Linked DNA regions of Homo sapiens: region 1 is linked to region 2. The links are chromatin loops, found by intact Hi-C in ENCODE. Cell type or tissue: K562. All regions are shown on one strand. Region 1 overlaps PPP1R21 (protein phosphatase 1 regulatory subunit 21). Region 2 overlaps PPP1R21 (protein phosphatase 1 regulatory subunit 21).

Evidence for each region. A loop is a pair of places that touch in the nucleus more often than their neighbours do. Peaks named below come from ENCODE experiments on the same cell type or tissue, not always from the same donor. Only the 100,000 strongest peaks of a DNase experiment are listed, where the experiment ranks them.
Region 1: it touches region 2 in a loop (5-fold over the local background); 3 of 110 quality-filtered maps call a loop at or near these places.

Annotation. Positions count from the first base shown.
Region 1 is chr2:48,499,905-48,504,904 of GRCh38, forward strand. The region is part of intron 17 of PPP1R21 (protein phosphatase 1 regulatory subunit 21); the gene reads left to right. It also overlaps the pseudogene RNU6-282P. Among named protein-coding and RNA genes, the nearest start is that of STON1-GTF2A1L, 28 kb to the right of the region's middle. In K562, no CTCF peak of the experiment used is centred here; no DNase peak of the experiment used is centred here.
Region 2 is chr2:48,449,482-48,454,481 of GRCh38, forward strand. It overlaps PPP1R21 (protein phosphatase 1 regulatory subunit 21), which reads left to right. Exons shown (of 22, transcript NM_001135629.3): 2 at 1,527-1,595. Among named protein-coding and RNA genes, the nearest start is that of PPP1R21, 11 kb to the left of the region's middle. In K562, no CTCF peak of the experiment used is centred here; a DNase peak (open chromatin) is centred at 2,830.

The sequences.
Region 1 (5,000 bases), 50 kb after region 2:
CCTAATAATCAAAGGAGTCTTTTAGGTGTATTTTTTTTAACAAACATTTTTTTTACAAGCTTGAGGAGCTTGAAAGCCATGGTGCTTCTTGAAGACCCTGTCCTAAGGTGTGTGCTTTTCTGCTGACTTTACTCCTGAAGCTCACTGATGCTATTGAAGAGCAAGTCATGGTTCTTCCACCTCATTCAGAGCATACCTGCTAGTTAAATATACAAACCAGATTTTATCTTTAGGCCCTATTGCATCTAAACAGTGTCAGAACCTCAGATGATTGTGAATTTTCCTAGGTATGGTAATGATATTATTATTTAGGAGAATATCTTTACTTTTTAGAGATGGATTTCAGTGTACTTAGAGTAAGGTATCAAAATGTCTGCAACTTACGCTCACATGTTTACAAAAAAATATATCTGCACAGATCAATAAAGCAAAACAGGCATGCTAGCAATTATTGAATCTAGATACTAGATATACAGATGTTTACTATACTTTTTACCGCTAACCTTTCTGCATGTTTGACATTTTTCATAATAAAATATAGAAGAGAAAAAAGAATCATTGTTTGTTCTGGGAGGTATGGGGGGAAAAAACCCAAGAATTAAAATTTTTAGAAAAGCAACAAATAGAAAATAATAACAATTTAAAAATAAAAATAAAACCTAAAAACAACAACAACAATTAAAATTTTTAGAAATGCAATAAATAAATAAAAACTTCCTAGTTTGGGCTGGGTGCGTGGCTTATGCCTGTAATCCTAGCACTTTGGAAGGCCGAGGCGGGTGGATTGCCTGAGCTCAGGAGTTCGAGACCTGGGCAACAAGGTGAAACCCCATCTCTACTAAAATACAGAAGAAATTAGCCAGGCGTGGCGGCCTGCGCCTGTAGTCTCAGCTACTCGGGAGGCTGAGACAGGAGAATTGCTTGAACCTGGGAGGCGGAGGTCGCAGTGAGCTGAGATCATGCCACTGCACTCCAGCCTGGGCAACAGAGCCAGACTCTGTCTCTACAAAAAAAAACCCCAAAGAAACAAAAAGAATACCTTCCTAGTTTGTTGACCATGAATGTTCATGACCAATGGTCATGGTGACCTTGAATGGTCGCCACACTCACAGGACAATCCTGTAGTGTTCACCAAAGGCAAGTCTTTGTTCCAGTCACAAGTCCTGCATGTTGCCTCTGATGGGACAAGATGACTGTTTTTACCTCCATATCAGTGGTTTAGCATTTAGCTACGGTGTATAAATGAGGTAATGAGAGGGACATTCAACAAACAAAAGAATTCCAACATCCATCCAAATAGCATTTAAGAACTGCCCCCACTCCCTTGCCTTTAGATTTTTCCTTCAGTGTCTGTCTCAAATGATGGGGTCAGACTGTTCATTATGTCTGATTTCTTCTCCCCAGCTCCATTGCCTGTATCCATTCCTTCCTTCTTCTTAGAGTTGGTGGTGGCCAGACTAGACCAGGGAGGGTGCTGCTGACAATGACATTGTAATTGTAGAAATCGTGTGCCTGACACAGGTCTAAGGACTTTCCAAAGTATTAGTCAGTCAGTCAGTCCTCACACAGGATTGTAGGTACTGTCATAACTCCATTTCATAGTTGAGGAAACCAAGGACCAAAGAGAAATAACTCACATGAAGTCACACACTTGATAAGTGATGGGATGTCTCATCCCAAGCCCTGCCCTCTTAACCAAGATGGCCTTGTGTCTGATCCATGTCAGAAAACAGAATAGCCGACATAAACTCATTTGTTAGCCAGGTGTGGTAGCCCACGCCTGTTGTCCCAGCTACTCCAGAGGCTGAAGCAGGAGGATTTTTGAGCCCAGGAGTCTGAGGCTGCAGTGAGCTATCATTGTGCCACTGTACTCCAGCCTGGACAACAGATTGAGGCCTTGACTCTAAAAAAAAAAAACAAATAAACATCAGATAAACTCATTTGCTTACTGCTTGCCTTACTGAGGTGCTGGAATTGGTAACACTGGCATATATATTTCTTTATAAATTAATAATTTTAAAACGTGGAATGCTTCATGAATTTTCAGGTCATTTTTGAGCAGGGACCATGCTAATTTCTGTATCGTTCCAATTTTAGTACATGTGCTGCTGAAGAAGCACAATGCTGGTATATTTGAGTTGTTAATGTCAGTTGCTGAAAGTTTTGGATTATCTTTTTATTTGAACATTTTCAATGGAAAACGCTATTCTTACATATGTAAGTGAAAAAAATTTCTAGGGAGGGACACGAAAAATCTTTAGTACTGAACACTATTGGGCCATGAGTGATAATGACCTTAGTTGGGTTTGGTGACTTTAGAAGTTGCTATTTAAATCAACTAGTTAGTGTAGGGGTGGAAAGGACCTGATACCTTTTCTCTCCATCATGAGGGTCACAGCCAGCACTCCTATAACAAAAGACAGGTTAACTGCTAACAGCAGATTTCTGCCGAAAATAACCTGGAGTCTTGCCTTGCACACAGTGCACAATAGAAATAAAAAGAGATGGAGTTTTCTGCTTTCCTTGATGTTTCTACTTTCAGCCTTTCTTTTTACCCCCATGCCCTTTAAGTGACCTTAAGGGAACTAATTGTGTGGCTGTGTATGTGTGTGTGTCTTTGTGTCTTTTCTGTCTTCTTCCTCTTGGGTGTTGGGAGCAAGTATGTGCCCATTTCAGTGTTAATTGATTAACAAAGGAAGCTCATCCTACAGGGAGATTACTTTGGTTCAGTCACTTTGAGGCAGAAAAAGTAACCTCAGATAGAAACTTTTCTTTTTTTTTTTTTTTTTTTTTTGAGACGGAGTCTCGCTCTGTGGCCCAGGCTGGAGTGCAGTGGTGCGATCTCCACTCACTGCAAGCTCCGCTTCCCGGGTTCACGCCATTCTCCTGCCTCAGGCTTCCAAGTAGCTGGGACTACAGGCGCCTGCCACCATGCCCGGCTAATTTTTTGTATTTTTAGTAGAGACGGGGTTTCACTTTGTTAGCCAGGATGGCCTCAATCTCCTGACCTTGTGATCCGCCCACCTCGGCCTCCCAAAGTGCTGGGATTACAGGTGTGAGCTGCCGCGCCCAGCCTAGAAACTTATTTCTAACTCTGTAACATTTCAAGAGTTAAATGCTTGTTATTTTTAGCAAGATACCTAGTATTATAATTTGAATATTCAGCCACCTATTATATATTATAAAAAAAGATAGCAATAGCCTTAAAGTAAAAGCACAGAACAATATACATTTCTGTTTTTTGCCGGAATGGAAAAGCATTGCTTAAATTAATAGAATTTTTAAACATATATTTTAAGTATAAAAATGACATTATCCTGAATAATCAAGCCACCAATGTTATCGTTTTTTTCTACTAAATTTCATATATAGTTGACACTGTACTACATAAAATTTCAAATCTTTTAGCATAATGTTAAAACATAAACATCCTGTTATAAGAAACTCAGTAGAAACTTACTGATTTCATAGTATTCCATATCTATTATACCTTAGTTTACCTATGATTAGATATTGGTTATAACTTATGCTATTTTAAATAATGTCTCATTTTTATGTATAAGGTTATTTCTGCATGTTAAATGATTACCTCAGGATGTATTCTCAGAGTTGGAATTACTACTTCAGAAGGCATGAATATTTTCAAATTCCTTGATCTTTATTACCAAATTATTTTTTAAAAGGACTGTATCAGTTTATACTATTGTTAGTATCATATGAGAAAATGTTAAAGTAATCTGTGTTAAAGGCTTTCCTTGCATTGTCGGGCGCGGTGGCTCACGCCTGTAATCCCAGCACTTTGGGAGGCCGAGGCGGGTGGATCATGAGGTCAAGAGTTCGAAACCAGCCTGGCCAACATGGTGAAACCCCATCTCTACTAAAGATTAAAAAAAAAAAAATTAGCTGGGCGTGGTGGTGGGCACCTGTAATCCCATCTACTCGGGAGGCTGAGGCAAGAGAATTGCTTGAACCCAGGAGGCGGAGGTTGCAGTGAGTCAGGATCGCACCATTGCACTCCAGCCTGGGCAAAAGGGCGAGACTATGTCTCAAAAAAAAAAAAAAAAGTTTTCCTTGCATTTATACAGTACCATTCCTTTGAAGGACTTGGTGCTGTACCCATTTTCAAATCATAACCCGGGAGTAAGGGGGTGAGGATGAGCAGGTGGAATAGATGTTTCCTCGCAGTTTATTTTATAAACTGCAGTCATATTTGAATATGTAAAATTAAATGATTGGAGTATTATTCCAAGCAATTTTTCACTAAAAGAGAGTAATTGCTACTTCTACTTCATAAAGTAGAAAAATTATGGCTCTTCTATTTTAAAAGTTCTTATCAAAGACTCTTTTACAGCCAGGTGGGCATAACATTCATTAGTACACATTCAGTTGATATACTCTCAGTGTTCAGAACAATACTCCAGAGGAAATTATTTAGAATACATTAAAACTGTCTATTGACTGGGTGCGGTGGCTCTTGCCTGTAATCCCAGCACTTTGGGAGGGTGAGGCAGGCAGATCACGAGGTCAGGAGTTCAAGACCAGCCTGGCCAACATGGTGAAACCTGCCTCTACTAAAGATACAAAAAATTAGCTGGGCGTGGTGGCGTGCACCTGTAATCCCCACTACTCGGGAGGCTGAGGCGGGAGAATTGCTTGAACCCGGGAGGTGGAGGTTGCAGTGAGCCTCGGTCGCACCATTGCACTCCAGCCTGGGCAACAGGGTGAGACTCTGTCTCAGAAACAAACAAACAAAAAAAAACTGTTCATTGAGTGTAATATCTTATTGACAGAATCCATTGACACTGAGTTTCCAGTAGTTTCCTTGTCATTGTGCCCAAGCACATGCCCCACCACCTTGAACAATAACCAGAATTCAGAAATCATGACCATCTGTTTTTGAAATCTTAAACTGTAGAAACAAACTTTTAAAAAATCTAGCAGCAGCCAGGCATGGTGACTCATGCCTGTAATCTCAGCTACTCAGGAGGCTGGAGACGGAG
Region 2 (5,000 bases):
AACTGTCATCTCTAACTTTCTAAAAATAGAAGAATCTCATCTTTTTAGTCTGTCTTTTGCTCAAACTGTTGAATATCCTGCAGTATTCCTGCATTTTATCTCAGAATCTTAGCTAAATTTTCCATTGAGTTTTAAATAGTTTAAGATTTAGCATTCAAATATGCTTGTTCTTTTGGCACAGAAAAGGGTCATTTCTGTTCTGTGTTCTCAGGAGACAGATCTGAGCTATGCAGAATTAGAAAGATTTTTAAAAATTTTTTATTTTTAATTTTAGAAATAGATTTTTTTTTTTTTTAAAGCTCACATACAAAGATGTCTCATTCTTTCAGTTTCTCAGAGAAGAACCTGGTCTTTCATGATATCTGCACTGAGCCCTGGGAATATTAGTCTGTAAACCTTTTGCTTCAGCTACAATGAGCTTGTATATTTATGCTTAAGTGCTCTGTGTTCTCTTCACTGAGAATACTTTCCTCTTATTACAGAAGTAAATTTTATCTTTTAAAACCCTGCCAGTGGTGGTTATATAGATGTATACATAAGTAAAAATGCATTTAGCTGCATAATTTCTGATTTGTATACTTTATTTAAAATAGCGTTATTTCTCAGTATTTAATAATTATCTGTGAAAAAAAGCCCAAGTTTTACCTCTTTCTCCAAAGGCATCTCTCACCTCTCCAGCTCACTGCTTTTTTCACTTAAATGTAGCTTTGTGAAATAGCAGCCAGTATTGTCTAATTGGCATTATGACTTTGGAGTCCAAACTGGTAGAGTCTGAATCTCAGCATTGCTACTTAACTTCTCTGTGCCTCAGTTTCCTCATCTGTAAAATGGAGGTAATTAGAGTACCCACTTCACAGGATTGTGAGGATTAGATGAAGTAATACATAAAAGTACTTAGGACGGTGCCTAGTTTGTAGTGAGCATTCATATGTAAGTGGGTACTATTATTAACTTTTAAATGGAGCCTGCTTCTTAGTTGCTTTTGTACACTGCCCCAGCTGATGCCCGAGGCCATTGTTGATGATGACATTTGCATGTCTAATATTAGGCACAGTGTCCTACTGGGATGTTGATGCCCCACATTTTTATTTTCTGTGGAATTCTTACTTTATAATTAGTCCAGTTGTATGTATTTTACAAATGAATGGTGTGTCAGAATTTCAAGGAACATGGCATATTCAGTACCATATTATTTATTGTATTAGTTTTTATTTAGGGATGGGACTTGGTTTTATAGAAAGAGTGACACACTAGAAATCAGGAGACTGGATTTTAGTCCCATTTTTGCCATTGATTTTTTTTTTTTATTTCATTGGGCAACTCAGCCTGTGTGTCCTCCTTATCTGTAAAATGGTGAATTATTGTTATCTACTACCCTCTTTGGGTCTAATACTTTTTTGTTCTCATATATATGTGAGAAGCTACTTAGTTACTCAGTGTAATGATGCCTGTAAAATTGATGTGATTTCCTTGATATAACCAATTGCTTTATATTAGAAATTGATTATTGCTTTCTCTGTTTTCAGCTTCGGGCTCAGAATCAGGTTCTGAAAAAAGGTGTTGTGGATGAACAAGCAAATTCTGCAGCTTTAAAGGTGGGCAACAGGATATTTGTGTTGTGAGGGTTAAGTTAGCATTTGGTGTTGCTCAAAGCAGGTTCATTGGGTTTTCTGGGTTAAAGTTCCAACTCTGACACTGATTCACTAGGGATAGGGGACAGTAATACAGTCTTTTGTGGTTAATTTTCCTACTTGCTTAGGTAAGAACATGAGGTACTTTGATTTCCTTAGCTAAAAATTATAAAAAAAGGTATTATGTGACTTTGTCTAATGCATTACTCCTGTGCCTCAAGGCCTTTACTTAGCTCGGTTTATCTGGATTATTAAGGCTTCTTATCAGTTGTCATCACAGACAGCTTTCTGAGGGAGGCTATGTCATATTCCTATTTGAATCCCTCTCACTCAGCAGATGGCAGGTCTCTAATAAGTGGATTCCATTGTGTGAATCATTTAGTCCCTAAATCTTGCCTTTAGTTGAGTTATTTAATAGTAATAACCTGTGTTAATCAGGACACTCTTTGAGTGATACATTTTACCATCAGCATTTTTGTTAACTGAGGGGAGAAATATGATAGATGAAGGAATTTGTTTCTGCCTCATTTCTAGTAGGCATGTAGTAAATATTGCTTAGTGATATTTTTAAATGGATAAATTAAGTCTAGGATTTGGATTTCTTCTTGGCCAAGTTTCAGTTAAATATACTGTCTAGCTCACTCTTTTGCTCTTTCCCTTTCTTGCTCCCTCTGCTCTCTTTAGACAGATGGGATTAGGATTCCTCTTACTTCTGTCTCTTTTTGGATAAGCCCCTGATCAGTAATATGTCTGAGGTGGCTCCACTTAGGCAACTAAGCCCCAGAAATTGTCCTTTTACGTAGTCAGTTGTTGGATCCTACAGGAGAGAAATCTGTCTCTGAGTGTCTCCTCCTCAGGTGCTGTTAGCACACTCTCAGGGTTGAGATGGTTCTGAACACCCCACCCATACTTCCAGGCTCTCTGCACCCAAGCCAAGATGATTAAAAAAGAAGCTTTATAGTCAGGATTTATTAGTCAAGTTATTGTTTCACCAAAATTGTTGAAAAAATGATCATTATATCTCCAAATGATATTTAAACTTATTGCTGGGGAAAGTCTTTCCTTGTTTGTCCTAGTAGCCTGCGCTGGTGTTTCATACCCTCCTGTTGCTGGTTGTGTTTGATTAACTCTGTGATGGCAGTAATGGTAGGAACAGTGGTAGGCGTGGTGACAGCTGGTTCTATTGATTGAGCACTCACTGCATACCAGGCATTGTGCTAAGTCCATTATGTCCATTATCTTATTTAGTGTTCACAACAACCCGATGAGGTCAGATAACATTATCATCCCCATTACAGAAACTGGAGTTTAGCGAAAGGCTGGGATAGATGTTTTCTGAAATTAATGATTGGTTAATGGAGTTGGAGCATTAGTTTATTTTAAGAATTATAAGCATAATTATATATTATAATTATATAATATAAATTATGAGAAAAATAAATTATTTTTTTTTTTACTGTTTATTACAGTAGTCATTGTAATTATAGTACAACAAGTGACAATTTGCCAGTTTGCTAGACAGGAATATTTGGATTTCCTGTGTTACAGGAGGCTTTTAGTTTTATTACTGGGTTTACCCTTTCAGTGCGCTGTTAGGTGTAATCAATGCTCATTGATTTGAATTTTTAAAATTTGAAAGACATGATAGTTTGGACATGGGCTAGGCCTAAATTTGCCTTTGAACTACAAGTAAAAATTAAGGTTTTACTAAACAAATGTAGGAAAAAAATTATTTTCTCCTTAATGGGAGCATATTGTTCTATCCCTCTAGCACTTTTCTCAACATGCAGGTAATGTCAGTAGAGTGTAGACACTAGCCTATGGCTTTTAAGTTGCTGTTCCTTTTTTTTTTTTTTTTTGAGACAGAGTCTTACTCTGTCACCCAGGCTGGAGTGCAGTGGCACAATCTCGGCTTACTGCAACCTCTGCCTCCCTGGTTTGAGTGATTCTTGTGCTTCAGCCTCCTGAGTCACTGGGATCACAGGCGTGCACCACCCTGCCTGGCTAATTTTTGTATTTTTAGTAGAGTCGGAGTTTTGTCATGTTGGCCAGGCCAGTTTCAAACTCCTGACCTCGAGTGATCCGCCCTCTTTAGCCTCCCAAAGTGCTGGGATTATAGGCGTGAGCCACTGCACCTGGCCTAGGTTGCTGTTTCAATACAGTTAAATCATCTGTTCGTTAAAGCATGACCTTCATGTTTTATAATTGTTTCAGTGAAATTAGTAAACATACAGTTATTTTTTTATTTTCTATTTTTTTAAATAGAGATGACGTCTCACTATGTTGCTCAGGCTGGTCTCCAGCTTTTGGGCTTAAGCAGTCCTCCTGTCTCGGCTTCCCAAAGTGCTGGGATTACAGGCATGAGCCACTGTGCCAGCCCAGTTCTTTAAATATACAGTATTACATGGCCATCTGTGTTTGACAATCAGTGAATAAAAAGTTGTCAGAACATCATAAGTAAAATATAGTTAGAATAATTCTTTTAAAAAAGAGTGAAACTAAATATTTCTCTTTAGTTTTCCATTTTCATACCCCATTATGGCATAAACAGAACAAAATGGTCACCAGAGGGTGTGTCAAAAAGGTTAGCAGAATATTTTAGATTTTGTTTCTATTGTCATTTAGCTTTAAAGTGAATTATTGTAGGACAGCATATGAAAATATTTTTGGTATGATACTGATTTTTATCTTTGATATGTCAGAATAGTTGAAGAACAATTAAGTGTGTTGCAGACTTCATTTTGACTAATTTAAATTCAGGGAGGATTTACAGAAAAAATGGAATACAAGTATATTTCTTCCCATTCTTTTTCACTGAAGGGAATCATCAGTAAATCTGAGGTTCTTTTTAAATATCTAAGTTTGGCCAGGCATGGTGGCTCATGCCTGTAAACCCAGCACTTTGGGAGGCCGAGGCAGGTGGATCACCTGAGGTCAGGAGTTTGAGACCAGCCTGTCCAACATGGCGAAATGCTGTCTCTACTAAAAATACAAAAAAATTAGCCGAGTATGGTAGTGTGCGCCTGAAGTCCCAGCCACTCGGGAGGCTGAGGCATGAGACATGCTTGAACTCGGGTGGCGGAGGTTGCAGTGAGCTGAGATTGTGCCACTGCACTCCAGCCTGGGCAATAGAGCGAGACTCTGTCTCAAAAAATAAATAAATAAATAAATAAATAAATCAAATAAGTTTATAAATTTGTAGCCTCAATCTTTGTGTCTGTTCACTGTCATAGGATGTTAGTTGATCACGATCTGTTACTTTAGTATAGTTGCTCTTATTTTTATATTTACTTGGTTTAGCCAAAAGATTATCTTTTCACAAAGTGCTAAAAACTTAAGAACTGAAGTGATACACATACAACCTGAATT